Regions from separate parts of the Homo sapiens genome. Here region 1 is linked to region 2. The links are chromatin contacts, found by Hi-C or POLR2A ChIA-PET in ENCODE. All regions are on one chromosome and are shown on one strand. Each heading gives the region's core, a stretch centred on a gene start or an enhancer-like site at or near the end of the contact. The rest is flanking DNA. Distances are from core to core; before and after follow the strand shown.

Region 1 (7,314 bases), core at 3,821-6,320, 260 kb after region 2:
TGCCACACTGTACAGTCCCTCAGTTCACCCCACATAGAAGGACCCCACAGTCCTGAGCACTCATGGGGGCACCTTTTTGTAGGGAAATTCCAGATCTAGTGTTTAAATCCAGCCTCCCATTGTGGATAGCCTCACAGACACACAGCAGCCACAAGAGCTTACACAACCACTGAGCTGCCATCCATGCATGGAAGTCAAAACCACACCGTGGGCTGCAGCCCCCTGCCCACCACCCAGAGACCCCCACAATCTGCCATTTTCCCCTGTGTTTACTTACACACTGGTTCCACTATATAGCAGTAACTCCCCAAGGGCAGGGACCCTGCCTGTCGCATTGATAATTGTTTCTTAGAACCCAGCCCTGTTCCTCAGAGAAGAGCCCCTCAATCCATGATGGATGGATGGTTGGTAAGTGGACAAGCACATGATGGGTAGGTGGGTGGGCGAGTATGTTACAAGGAAGGGAGGGAGGTGGACAAGCCCCGCAAACTGTGATGTCTGATTTGCCCTTGTCATGAGGCAATGATTATATTAAAATACTGGACGAAAAACTAGAATATAAAGTTACATAAATAAACTCACAGGTTTAAAAAAAAAGATAAGGAAAACACTATAATATTGATCGTGGCATAACTTTTTAAAAAATCACTTTGTGCATTTCCCAAATGGACTACAAGTCTGTTTTATAAAGTTCATTTTTAACTGCCAACATGAAACTACATCAAGTGAACATTACTCCCTAGAGTTTTCTAGATTATGAAACACCAAGGGCCTACAGAGGAAAGAAAAATATTTGGATTAGTTTGGCTCTTAGAGTGGACTAGAGAGGGGAGGAAAAGAAAACAGGGGAGGGGAGCCCGGCCTTGGACAGTAGAAAAGGATCCTTCCAGGATCCTTGGTGGCCCCGTAATGACCAATACCTTTGCTACCTGCTATCAGCAAAAGCAACATCAGTTACCCTTCCAGATACTGGAAATCTAAAGTATTATGGGAAGTCATATTTCTTCTGGAGTAAAAGATGGTAGTTTTTTCACCCCTGGCCTATGAATGCTTCTGAAGAAAAGCAAAGAAACACAAGGACATCTTCTAACAGAAACACATGATTTGATTTGATTTTTTTGAGACAGAGTCTCACTCTGTCGCCCAGGCGGGGAATGCAATGGTGCAATCCTAGCTCACTGCAACCTCTGCCTCTTGGGTTCAAGTGATTCTCCTGCTTCAGCCTCCCAAGTAGCTGGGACTATAGGTGCCCGCCACCATGACCAGCTAATTTTTGTATTTTTAGCAGAGAGAGGGTTTCACCATGTTGGCCAGGCTGGTCTTGAACTCCTGGCCTCAGGCGATCTGCCCGCCTCGGCCTCCCAAAGTGCTGGGATTGCAGGCGTGAGCCACCGCGCCCAGCCTTTAAAACACAGGATTTTAAATTGGAATACACATTCTCTTTAAAAATCACTGCTGCTCAGACTGTCCTGGCACTGGGGCAGCCAGAATAGCATTGCACTCGCTACAGGGCGACAATGTGACATATTCATTCGCCGCCTCCACCCCTGAACTGGGGCTCTGCCACATTGGCTGTTCTCCACATGTATTCCACAGACAGGTGGGCAGCAGGGCTCAGGGCCAGCTATTTTGTAAAGACAGATAGGGAAACTGAGGTTCTGAGAGGGGCAGCAGTGCACGGGTCCCTGGGAACAGCATAGCTGAGAGCAGCCTGCGGCCTCGCCCCCTCGATCCCCTCACGCACATTCACCATGCCTCCTGGGCACTGGGCCCTGGCCAGAATGAACAAGCAGGTGAGAGGAAGGCACAGACTCTAACAAATGAGGATGTAAATGGACAACATACCCACAGGTGGGGCTGGGGGTGGGCAAGGGGAATTAGCAGCAAGGGGCAATGTGATGCCGCCTGGCTGGAAGGTCACCAGGGACACTCAGGGAGGTCCCTCTACAACAGGCTGCTGCTGCTGGGCTCCCAGAGAAGGCCCTGTTCAAAGACTCTCAAAGAGCCAGGCCTCAGAAACTTACCAAACATCAATATAGTGCAGTCACAAACACCCCAGCACGCTGCACTCTGCCAGATGCAACTTATTAACATTGTATTTGGGGCTCTGGAGTCTAGGAGGGATGCATGAATCACCAGCAGGGGGAAATTAAATGTAAAAGAAACCACACACCCACAAACTACCAGCAACCTAAAGAGCCCAACAAAAAATCAGGAAGTGCAGGGTCTTTAGGGGTGGACAGATTTGGGGTTTATCCTGCCTCCACCTGCAAAGGCTTCCCAGTGCCCTCAGACTGAATTCTCAGTTGCTTAAAAAGGCCTGTTGTCCCTAATCTCTGCCTCTAGTCTCTGAGACTGAAGGCAGCTCATCCCTCACCAGCCTCCAGAAATCTGAGTTTAACACATACAAAGTCTGGGGCCCCTGGGAGCTGTAGACAGAAAGGTTTGGCAACAGTGGGGAACTGGGATTTGCAGCTGAGGTCAAAGCCAATGTCCTGGCATGGCTGGGGTGACCAAAGGCAAGGACCTGCAGTGATAGAAGAGGCCGGAAGCAACAGCCCTGGGGACGGTGCAGTTGGGAGTAAGGGGTTGGGGGGAAGCCAGCAAATCGAGTGTTCCAGGAGGAGGCGGAGCCAGGACCCAATGCTGTGAAAGGGGAGTCCATGATGAAGACTGCACAAAACCCCCCAACAGCTTTGGCTCTCCAGATGGCTGGTCACCTCGAAGGCAGTTTCAGGGTAGTAGTGGGGGTAGTCACTGGGGAGGAGACAGTAGGTAGGAAAGAAGTGGGGGCAGAAAAGAGGATAAACGCATGCGAATTTTGAAAAAAAAAAAGATAAAAATAAAAATAGGTCTGGAGTGATGGTCATAATCTTAATAGTAATGATGGTCCATGGATATTGAATCCTTACTGCGGGTGAAGTGATGTTTAAAACACTTTGGAGGCCGGGTGTGATGGCTCATGCCTGTAATCCCAACACCTTGGGAGGCCATGATGGGAGGATCACATGAGGCCAGGAGTTCGAGACCTGCCTGGGTAAGATGGCAAAACCCCATCTCTACAAAAATTGAAAAAATTAGCTGGGCATGGTGATGCATGCCTGTAGTCCCAGCTACTAGGAAGGCTAAGATGGGAGGATCCTTTGAGCCCAAGAGGTCAAAGCTGCAGTGAGCTGTGATCGTCCCACTATACTCCAGCCTGGGTGATGGAGTGAGACCCTGACTCAGAAAACAAACAAACAAGTAACTCTGGGTTGCCAACGCCTCATTATAGTCCATACTTTCTGGACAGATTCTGTTAACATCACCATCTTGCAGATGAGGAATCTGGGGCATAATCATGTGCCGGCCACAGGGAGAGCAGAGCTCTGACTTCAGGGCTCCCCCTCTTTGTCTCTCAACTGTTACCAGCACCAGCACTGGGCTGAGCTCTGGGCAATGCAACGGCTGAGCAGGAGTAGGAGGGAAGTGTTTGGCACAGGAGGCTCCAGGCCCAATCTGCAGGCAGGAGGGAAGGAGCTGCTGGAAAGAGAAACAGAAGATGAAAGGGACTCTGGGGACGGGGTGATGAACACTCCTGGGCATGCCCTTAGCTAAGAGCCACTACACTGGGGTTTTGCTGAGAGCTTCTCAGCAGCAGAAACCTTGGGTCAAGCCCAATCCTACATAAACCTGGTAGAAGCAGAGTTGATCTAGAAGGAAGGAAAGGAAGGAGCCAGCCCCACTAACCTCACTCCCCCTACCGTGCACAGCCAATCCTGCAGCCACTAAGAGACCACCTCAGGAACATGGACACCTCAGGGCCTCCACTCACAGCGTATGCTCTCTGAGGGCTGGCTGGCTTTCTCTTCCTTTTCAATTTTCAAGTATTTGATTAACACATTCAAAACTAAAATAATTAAAATTAGCCAGAGATGCACTGTGTCTTGTGTGCACACCACTGGCTTACCACCTGATGTCCAGAGCATAAATGGGACTCCACAAATGGGTGACAGACAGGTATGGGCAACAGCTCTGAGGGGTCAACCTGGCTCCTCCTTCACCTGCTAAGTGACCCTCAGCAAGTACCTGACCCTCACAAAACCTCAGAAGTTCCAGCAGTTCCCCACCTCTTGGGACTTTAAGAGGGTTGTTTTGTTTTCTTTGGTTTTGTGTTTTGTTTTTGTTTGTTTGTTTTGAGATGGAGTCTCACTCTGTCGCCCAGGCAGGGGAGTGCAGTGGCGCGATCTTGGCTCACTGCAACCTTCGCCTCCCAGGTTCAAGTGATTCTCCTGCCTCAGCCTCCTGAGTAGCTGGGACTACAGACGCACGCCACCATGCCCAGCTAATTTTTTTGTATTTGTAGTGGAGACGGGGTTTCACCATGTTGGTCAGGCTGGTCTTGAACTCCTAATCTCGTGATCCACCCGCTTCGGCCTCCCAAAGTGCTGCGATTACAGGCATGAGCCACCCCACCTGGCCTAAGAGAGTTAAATAAGCTAGTAGTCATAAAAGTGCCCAGCACATGATAAGAGCACAATAAATGTCACCTGTCATTATTATTAATAGCATCAACAAGATTAAAAGTATGTTGGCAGGGAGAGGAAGAATCCACAGGAAAGAATTAAAGTGTCCCCATGGGAAGCACAGTGCCCTGCATGTCCCAGTGTTGTTCCCTACTAGGACTGGCCAGTGAATGCTCTGGTTTTTGCAACTGTCTCTTTAATTTTTGTACCAAAGGGAGGCAGGGCCCAGACCATGGAGGTGTGAAGCTCACGAGTTTGGCAGGCTGGGCTCATCTGGAGCCCAGTATTAATTAATTGGTGTTTATGCAACAGTATGTGCCCATCTGGCCCCGTTTCTGTCTGAATCTTGTGCTCAGAACCTTGGAGAATGCATCTCCCTCATGACTTTTCTAGACTTTGATGCCCAGACAACAGCAGATGCGGGTGTTAAAATAATAGCACCAACACTGCAACTCTAAAAGGGGAAGGTACCCTCTTGAGGACTCAAAGTTAAATTACAAATAGCTGGAAGACAATTTTTTCCAGGGCTCCTGCAGCCACTGAACGTTTCCAAGGAGAAAGACAGCACCGATTGTGAGTGAAGAGTGCCCTCTGCTGGCCGGTATTAGAAAACTTCAGTTGATTACTTCGTCCATGCCTCCCGGAGGGCTCCAGCTCCGCTGCCGGGTGGCAAGTCTCAAGTACCCTATTTAGTTCTTTTTTAAAATCTGAACTGAAAACAAAAAGTCTTCTTTTCCTAAAAGGATAAGAGATGAAAGAAAGGACAAGGTCAAGGAGCATTTTATTCCACTCCTCGCTTGCGTTTTTTTTTTGCTGGTGCACTAGAAATGGCCCTGTGGATGCTGTAGCGTGACATCTGCCTCAGAGAATACAAGTAACTTGGGGAGAGCAATCAAGTGTCCACAGGTGGCCCACAGCAGTGCCCCATTTCCATTTTAAGAGGCTGTCCTCTTGACTAGACTCCAAAGTGTACAGAGAGACACTCCGAGCCAAAACTGCTGCTTCCTTGCAGAAAACCCCAGCAGGTCTGTGCCCAGGGGGCAGGGGGCTCCTGGTGGCTGAGCAATCACAGTGGCTGAGAGCTGGCGCTGGATGGGTTGCTCTAGAATCATCCAGCCTGTGACACACGCCCAGACTCAAGCCCAGGACAGCACTCATCTGGCCTCTAGTAAGGCTGCTGCCTCCCCACAGCTGGGGCCCTCGTGGATTCCAGCCCCAGCACCACCCCTGCCCCACTCCCTAGGAACAACCCTGACTTCATCAGTGAGTTCTAACTCTCCTGGCTTTCTGCTCACTCAGACTTTACGCACGGGAGCCAACCTGGCTGAGCTTCAAACCCCTTCATCACTTCACAGCTGCAAGATGTCCCCATTGTGAACTTGACTTTCCTCCTCTGGAACAATAATGGGAGCCGCTATTTACCAAAGGTCCACTAACTGCCAGAAACTTCAAAGTAATCCTCATGACCACGCTATGGGACTGTGAGGGAGCTGATCTCCCCGAATCAAGGGCAAGAATTATTTAAAACAATGACGCTACCCAGCTTCGCTACCCAGCTTCCCAGCTTCGCTACCCAGATAAGGAAAGGCTCTGCCCCATCTACCATCTTCTTCCCTCCATTATGCAGTCTGAGTTCATCAGTTTCCATATGCAAAGTGCATTAATCAGAGGGGAGAGAAACAAGGACAGAGAGAGAAAAGAGAATACCAGAGGTGGGGTAGAAGAGGAAAGTCTTCTGGGGCAAAGCAAATGGAAGGAGAACTTTAGCAGAGTCCAGGGAAGGGCAAGAGAGGTTTCAGAACACCTGCAAGGTGGCTGGGCCATGGCTCACGCCTGTAATCCCACGACTTTGGGAGGCCAAGGCAGATGGATCACTTGAGGTCAAGAGTTCGAGACCAGCCTGGCCAATATGGTGAAACTCTGTCTCCACTAAAAATACAAAAATTACTTGGGCGTGGTGACGTGCACGTGTAATCCCAGATACACTCGGGAGGCTGAGGCAGGAGAATCACTTGAACCCGGGAGGCAGAGGTTGCAGTGAGCTGAGATCATGCCACTACCTGAGAGTAGTTTCCTAAAAGAGTTGGTATTGGTTATAAAATGGATCCCCCTTGACTATTCTTTGAGAGACACAAATAAAAAGAACTGCCTTTATTGTTAGCTAATGGATTTCAAATCTCTGAATGTAACCAAAGCCTAAGTCTGGAGGATTGTGGACTTTGCTATTTGCTTAGATTACATTACAATTTTATAGGTAAAAAAACAGGCGGAGACAGCCAGTAACTTGCTAAGGGTCACCCAGCTCATGAATGGCAGAGCTTAAATTCAACATCTCCACAACCCCAGCTCTATCTGTGAGGCTCTCTGCCTCTGAACCAGAGGAACAATAATCCTGCCTAAGGGGTCAGGTGAGGGGTGAGCGTGAGATGAGCCGTGTACACTCAGCTTTGCACAATGAATTGCACACTGTGGGTGAAGCCACAAATAACAGTCCCTTTCCTTCCCCTCCCTTTGTCCTAATCACCGAATTCTCCCTTGTTCTTAAGACCCAGTTCCTGCTTGATAACCTAGTTCTCACTGCTAGATTCCTGCCATGTCTTTTACCGCCCCAAGCCCTGTTTGGGTAACTGCCCCATTACCCTAGTCCCTCTCAGGCTGCTCACAGCTGGTCTTCCGACCCCAGACTCCTCCAGCATGAAGGCTGAGGTTCAACTTCCTAGTGGAAGGCTTTTCCTGTATTAATACCCTGGCCACTCACATGCCTGAGGATCCAACCTTTCCCCATTTGCTCATTCATTCAAGAAACAGT
Region 2 (6,945 bases), core at 972-3,471:
CTCTAAACTCACTCTTCTCCCTCTCACTGATATAATGACAGGATTTTCACTGGGCCAAACCAAACCAGAAACGTCAGGCAGGAGAGCCCATGATGAAGTACACACAGAAGAGTGAATCAGGGTGCATAGTGGATTTGGAGAAGTAAACAAAAATACGGGGCATAGCCCCATTCTAAGGTTTTTTTTTTTTTTTTTTTTGAGACGGAGTCTCGCTCTGTCGCCAGGCCGGAGTGCAGTGGTGTGATCTCGGCTCACTGCAACCTCCACCTCCCAGGTTCAAGCAATTCTCCTGCCTCAGCCTCCTGAGTAGCTGGGACTATGGGCACGCCACCACACCCAGCTAATTTTTTGTATTTTAAGTAGAAATGGAGTCTCACCATGTCAGCCAGGATGGTCTCGATCTCTTGACTTCGTGATCCGCCCGCCTCAGCCTCCCAAAGTGCTGGGATTACAGGTGGGATTACAGGCATGAGCCACCATGCCTGGCCCATTCTAAGTACTTTGGATGTATTACTACATTGAATCCTCCCCCAAATCCTATTAATTACCATTATTATTCCCAGATAAACAATGAAAGATGAAGGAAAATTCAACTGAACTGTGACATCTTCTGAGAGTTCAGAGAAGACACTGCCTTCATTAAATAAAAATAAGGGTGCTTTAAGTATAGAAAGAATGATAGAAAAACTTATAGTAGAAAAAAAAACTGATGGCAACCCTCTCCTCAAATTAATAGAAGGATCTGAAGACAAAGGTGAGGAAATCTCCTTGAGAGTTGAACAAAATATAAATAAATAAAAAGTAAGAATAAAGAGATTAAGACTATTTGAAAATCAATCCAGAAGTTAAGGCATAAAATCCAGAAGGTTCATCTCTCTTTCTGGAATTCCTGAAAGAGAAAATAGAAAATTGTGGGAATGAAAATATGTAAGAAAAAAAAATACAAGAAAAAATTCCAAATTATCTGGATTGAAAAGTCTCTCCAGGTATATAGTACAACGAATGAAAAAGACCCAGGCCAAGGCCACACTTTTGAGAAATTTCACATGTACGGTTTATTTTTTTTTATTTTTTGAGACAGAGTCTCACTGTGTTACCCAGGCTGGAATGCAGTGGTGCAATCTGTGCTCACTGCAACCTCCACCTCCCAAGTTCAAGTGATTCTCGTGCCTCAGCCTCCTGAGTATCTGGGATTACAGGCGCCTGCCACCATGCCCAGCTAATTTTTCATATTTTTAATAGAGACGGGGTTTCACCATGTTGGCCAGACTGATCTTCAACTCCTGGTCTCAAGTGATCTGCCCTCTTCGGCCTCCCAAAGTGCTGGGATTACAGGCATAAGGCACCATGCCTGGGCAACATGTACAAATTTAAAAGTGATTATTAAATAACAATGAAAACTACTAGCTCTTAGTATCTTTTTAAAAAGTGATTTCACATACAGTCTCACATTTAAATGGGCTTGAAGGGTCCAGTGTCCCTGGCAACAGAGAATAAAACACTTGTAGGATGTCATTTTCAAACCTTTCACAGATGAGAGAGCACAGTTCATTAATACCTAGGTATGTTTGCATGTGGACAAGCTTTGGAATGCATGTCCAGTTTCCTAGGCTAAGTGATTAGCTCTTAAAGATACAGTGCATGACTTCTAATTCCTTGCTATTCCCTCACGTCAACTGAAAACTGCTTTGACTAGGTAGGTCTGTGCAGCTGACTGATATATGAACCAAGCCTGGAGAAAGGAGATATGATGTCATGAGCATTTTTTTTTCCAACTTGTTTCCCTCAATACCCTTCAGGTACAGTGAATACGGTCACCTTTTCTCACTGTGTGCTCATGCGGACAAGGTTTTAAATTTTGATGATTGTCAGATTTTTACTGGTAGGTTTGGGCTTGGGTAACCCTCTTCCCTTCCAATAGTGTAGTTCTAGAATTCTGTCAATAAACAAGCTAGTGTGAATTAATTGAATCAGCTGCATCAATAAGGGGGGGTATTCAGTGTCTTCTCTCCTCAATGCCAAGGGGAACCAGGTGAGTGAAACTGATTGGCCAGACAGTTTCTTTGCCAAATCTTTGAGAGTCCTCAGGCTTTGGGAGAATTAGTAAAAAACGGACATGGACAGAATGTAAATGGAAAGTTGAACAGGCTCTTCACCAAGATGGTGGGTTGCAGTTTCCTGCAGCCACACAGTCTTTGTTGAAACAGGGCTGTGGTTATGAAGAGTTGTGCATTCTTAGCTGCCGCAGACTGTGCTGGGAATGGAAACTAAAGCAGTCAGTGGCGGTGACCACAACCCAGAAGCTGAAACCATGCTCTAATTTTACAGAAAATTGCTAGTTCTGGCTCTGTTCATTGCTTATGAGTTTTCATTTAGACTGCAAGGATTACATCTAGTTGTATGTGAAATAACATCTTGAAAATTGACTGAAGAAAAACCATTTAGCCCTCACTCATTTGTACTAACCCACAAAATGTCAGTACAAACATCTTCTAATATACTGTAAGATACATCCTTTAGCATTGACAGTCAGTACAATTATAGGAGTGAAAAACAGAGGGAATAGCCAAAGCAGCAGTGAGAAAAGAGGACGGACAAAAAAGATGAGGAGGAGGAGGAAGAAAAAAATTAGGAGAAGCGACTTTGCATTTGGGAAAAAATTTGGACTTATATTTATTTATGTGAATATCTTGCCAAATTTGGGAATTAACAGTATGTTAAAGAAAATGGTGAGAGCTGGCCGGGCGTGGTGGCTCAGGCCTGTAATCCCAGCACTTTGGGAGGCCGAGGCAGGCAGATCACAAGGTCAGGAGATCGAGACCATCCTGGCTAACACGGTGAAACCCCGTCTCTACTAAAAATACAAAAAATTAGCCGGGCGTGGCAGCGTGCGCCTGTAGTCCCAGCTACCTGGGAGGCTGAGGCAGAAGGATGGCATGAACCCAGGAGGTGGAGCTTGCAGTGAGCTGAGATCGCACCACTGCACTCCAGCCTGGGTGACAGAGCGAGACTGTCTCAAAAAAAAAAAAAAAAAAAAAAGAAAAAGAAAAAAAAGAAAATGGTGAGAGCTTATTGTAAAGATAAGACTAACTACCAGCCTTATTGGGCCAATGTGCTATTGAGAATTGGCTACTAACAGCTTAAAAATGTTTAGCCTTTTCATCTAAAAAACCTCACTCATTGTGGGACAGAGTACTAATCTTTTTTTTCTTTTTTGAGATAGGTTCTCACTCTGTCACCCAGGCTGGAGTGCAATGGTGTGATCACAGCTCACTGCAACCTCTGCCTCCTAGGCTCAAGGGATCCTCCCGACTCAGCCTCCTGAGTAGCTGGGACTATAGGCACATGCCATCAAGCCTGGCTAATTTTTGTGCTTTTGTAGAGATGAGGTTTTGCCATGTTGCCTAGGCTGGTCTTGAACTCCTGGGCTCAAGTAATTCACCTGCCTTGGCCTCCCAAACTGCTAGGATTAGAGGTATAGCCACTGTGCTCAGACTAGAAAGAGTACTAATCATTTTAATTAAAGTAGACTGAAATTCCAGTAAGAATTTCAAAGTGAAATTTGCCTTCTTTTATTTAGCCTCAAGTTCCTCAACAGTTACCTATATTAGCAGTGAGATTCAACATTTCTTTTCTATAACAACTATGACTTACCACTTGACTTTATACATAGTATGGATTCCAGATAGAGTTATTAAAAGTGAACACATAAATAAGTGAATGAATAGAGAATGCTTGAGAAAACAGATTTTAGAATTATGAGTTCTTGGACAGACTCAGAGGCTTACGCCTGTAATCCCAACACTTTAGGAGGTTGTGGCAGAAGGATCACTTGAGGCCAGGAGTTCAGGACCAGCCTAGGCAGCATAGTGAAACTTCAATCTTTACAAAAAATTTAAAAATTAGCCAGATGTGGTGGTGTGTACCTGTAATCCCAGTTACTTGGGAGGCTGAGGCAGGAGGATTGCATAAGCCCAGGAATTTGAGGCTGCAGTGAGCTATGATCACACCACCACACTCCAGCCTGGGTGACAGAGTGAGATCCTGTTTCAAAAGAAAGAAAGAAAAAAAAAATGAGTTCTGTGAAAGTTTTGATAGATCAAATAAAAGCATTTGTATCAATCTGCATCCTATTTTAAAGTTTGTATTCAGGAACCACAAACAAAAATTTCAGAAAGAACCTCCCCAGGAACACAGCTGAAACCTGTATTTTGTTTGTAGGACAAACACTGTACACATGGAGGATGACTTAATAATGTAATTTATTTGAAATACTTCCAGAAAAGTTTAAGGCCATTATACAAAAACATTCATTTCATCAAAACATTCATTGACCACCTTCCCATAGGCCAACACTTGACAAACCTCTTTTCCCAACACACTGGCTGATGGCTTCTAAAAGTGGCTGATGGCGCCTACAAAGAATCATTCATTCTTTTCTTCACCAATAAAGGCTGTTCTTGGCTTTCCTCTGCTTCTGTCTGCAGCAGGTTCACTTGCTGTATCAATAACGACTTGAGAAAGCAGTTTTAAATAAACTTGTAATAGAAAAAATTCATCATGTTTAAGACCTATAAATACAGAAATATGTTTTACAGGGTAAAATTGATCACAATATCCTTGTTTTCAAAAAATAATAAAGTATATACCTTGTTTTTATATTGATATATCTTGTCACACAGCTTGAATGCACATGATATATGTACATAATAAAATGACATCAATGCATTTACTGCTTTCTTTTCTGTAAACTTGAAAGACAGATTAAAAAAAACTTTTTGGCAATAATTTAGAATAATTACCACTAGTGCTGGTGTGGGTATAATTTTGCACAGGTCATCCTTAATATTTACACTTGCAGGGAGCTCTTCTAGGTACTTAGCTGTTTTTAAGGTCTGCACTTTACCCTGCACTGTAAATCAAGGCTGGACAAAGAGGTTACTAATCTGGCTAGCTGATTCTAATTAATCAGAGTTAATGAAATTGGCCTCTGGAGAACATAATTACAATTCTGATTATAGCACAGAACCAGAGATGGCAAATTGACGACCCAAAAGCAGAGCAGGAAAGCCCAAAGCTCTGGCCTTTCTCAGAAGGCACTGGACCATGCTTTTCTCTCAATGGCTCCCACAGAAGGTTCTGACGAAGTGCTTTTCATTCCAAATTCTTCCTCTCCTGTGTTTCTATAAACAGTGTCATCGATAGAGTCATGGTCTCTCTTCCTTGTTGCTTCATTCATTCTCTAAAATAATGAGTAGGCCTAGGCAGATGAAACACAATGAATACAGGGCCTTCTTGTTATCCTGGCAGGCCTTCCTAAGCCCTTTGGGTTCTATTCTGATGTTTTAGGCTAGCAACCAACTATGAGAGACACCTCCTGGTGCCATGTGCATTTCAGTTAAAGATTCAGAGCTGGCAGCCGCTTCTGTCCTGGCCCTTTTAAGGTCAGCCTCTATTTTATGTCCTAATACATTCTTGCATCAAACTTGCACTGGATGAAGTTGCAAAGTTCAGACAATGCATCCTCCTTTGCAAAATTAAGCCTTCAGAATCCCCAGGGATGTTTTCAAGCTTTCTAGTTGAGTAAGATCAAACCAAGTTCACTTCATGAGTTGGTCTTTCCTGATTCTCTCTCTAATACCATCCCAATACACAGATGAGTTCCTCATGCCCTATTTACAAGGCCGTCTAAATTCCGTGCCTTTAGCTACCACATCTAAGAGCTGGGAAAGTGGTACAGAAGCACAAGAGGAAGGACTCTTCAAACAATCTATGTAAAACAGTAGTTTTGAGATTCTTTTTCTATTTTTTTAAAATCCAGCAGGACAACTGAAAGTAACTTGTTTGAGTACCTCTCCATCCATCCAGACACTTGGGAAATACAACACAGGGTAATAGTTGCCACAGATTCCAGCTTACACAGACAGATTGGCAGTTACAGTACTAGGGACAAAGGTACAGATACGAGAGACTGGGCCAACATGTATACTTTCACAAAAGTATGAAAAAGTGCTTCTCCAAACCGTTCCATCTGTGGAATGCAAATACTGTACAGGTAAGATGCAGGCCTGCTTCCCGAAGTGCACATGCTTCTGTCAGACGTTACTTTCACCGTGCCTGCTGTTTCCACAGGAAGAGTCTGTCTGTTCCATGCGCTCACAGTCGAGGCTGACCTCACTCGTGTCCATACTACAGTCTGACTCACTGTCCGATTGGTCCATCTGCTCAAGTTTTGTTTCTCCCTGTAGCTCTCTGCTCCCGGTGGTGGGATTTAGGAACGATCCCTCGGAGTCAAGCACCCCAGCTTGCCCGGCAGCACACAAAACTGTTTCTTTGGCTTGACGAATACAGTTAAGCCACTGCTGTTTGTTGAAAGTGTCATTGGCTTGTAGCGAGTGGGTCTGACTTTGGGATCCATTTTTGAAACTGACTCTGAAGAAGTTTTTAACTAGAAAGGAAAAACACATGAAAAACAAAGTCAATGGACAGATCCTTCCTCAGGCCAAAGAGAACACACGTAGTGACACTAAACCCCAGAATCCATGGCAGGTATTGCTGATAACAAAACGTTTCCCACTGATCTGGGGCATGGCTCAGCTCCACCCTGCAGCCACCATCAGGGAGATGGGATTGACACAGGTCTAGCGTTCAGCTGCCCTCGTCGCTCTCAGAAACCCGCAGGTGGAGATCATCTTGGAACCACAAAGTCAAGTGATTTAGGGGAGCCCAGAGTACTGGTGACCCAATCTGGCTGCATAACAAAATCCCTTGGGGTGAGAGCTTGTTAAAAAGACAGATGCGCTCAGAGGCTGAAGTGGGAGCACTGCTTGAGTCTAGGATTTTGAGATCAGCCTGAGCAATATAGTGACGCCTTTTCTCAAAAAATAAAAATAAATCAATAAAAATAAATCCCCAGGCCCTTTTTTAGAGATTCTGATTCAGAAG

Evidence for each region. Hi-C counts contacts between places; a loop is a spot of excess contacts on that map. ChIA-PET counts read pairs that join two places held with the same protein, here RNA polymerase II (POLR2A). Pooled maps may share reads with other maps.
Region 1: a loop to region 2 is called in a pooled map, with 2.8 times the contacts of the local background. The contact joins two enhancer-like sites. A Hi-C loop is called at or near these places in 1 of 168 maps with a recorded cell type or tissue (HL-60/S4) and 3 of 50 pooled maps. POLR2A ChIA-PET finds 5 or more read pairs at or near these places in 8 of 52 experiments (GM12878, OCI-LY7, PC-3 and 5 more).

What each region holds. Positions count from the first base shown.
Region 1 is chr3:56,983,986-56,991,299 of GRCh38, forward strand. It overlaps a transcript of ARHGEF3 not described here. Among named protein-coding and RNA genes, the nearest start is that of ARHGEF3-AS1, 48 kb to the left of the region's middle. Within about 2 kb of position 5,071, at least 7 of the 41 ENCODE cell types and tissues checked have a DNase peak (open chromatin) inside an H3K27ac peak, as active enhancers do.
Region 2 is chr3:56,723,175-56,730,119 of GRCh38, forward strand. It overlaps ARHGEF3 (Rho guanine nucleotide exchange factor 3), which reads right to left. Exons shown (of 10, transcript NM_019555.3): 10 at 4,246-6,448. The coding sequence ends at 6,096. Among named protein-coding and RNA genes, the nearest start is that of TASOR, 43 kb to the left of the region's middle. Within about 2 kb of position 2,222, at least 6 of the 41 ENCODE cell types and tissues checked have a DNase peak (open chromatin) inside an H3K27ac peak, as active enhancers do.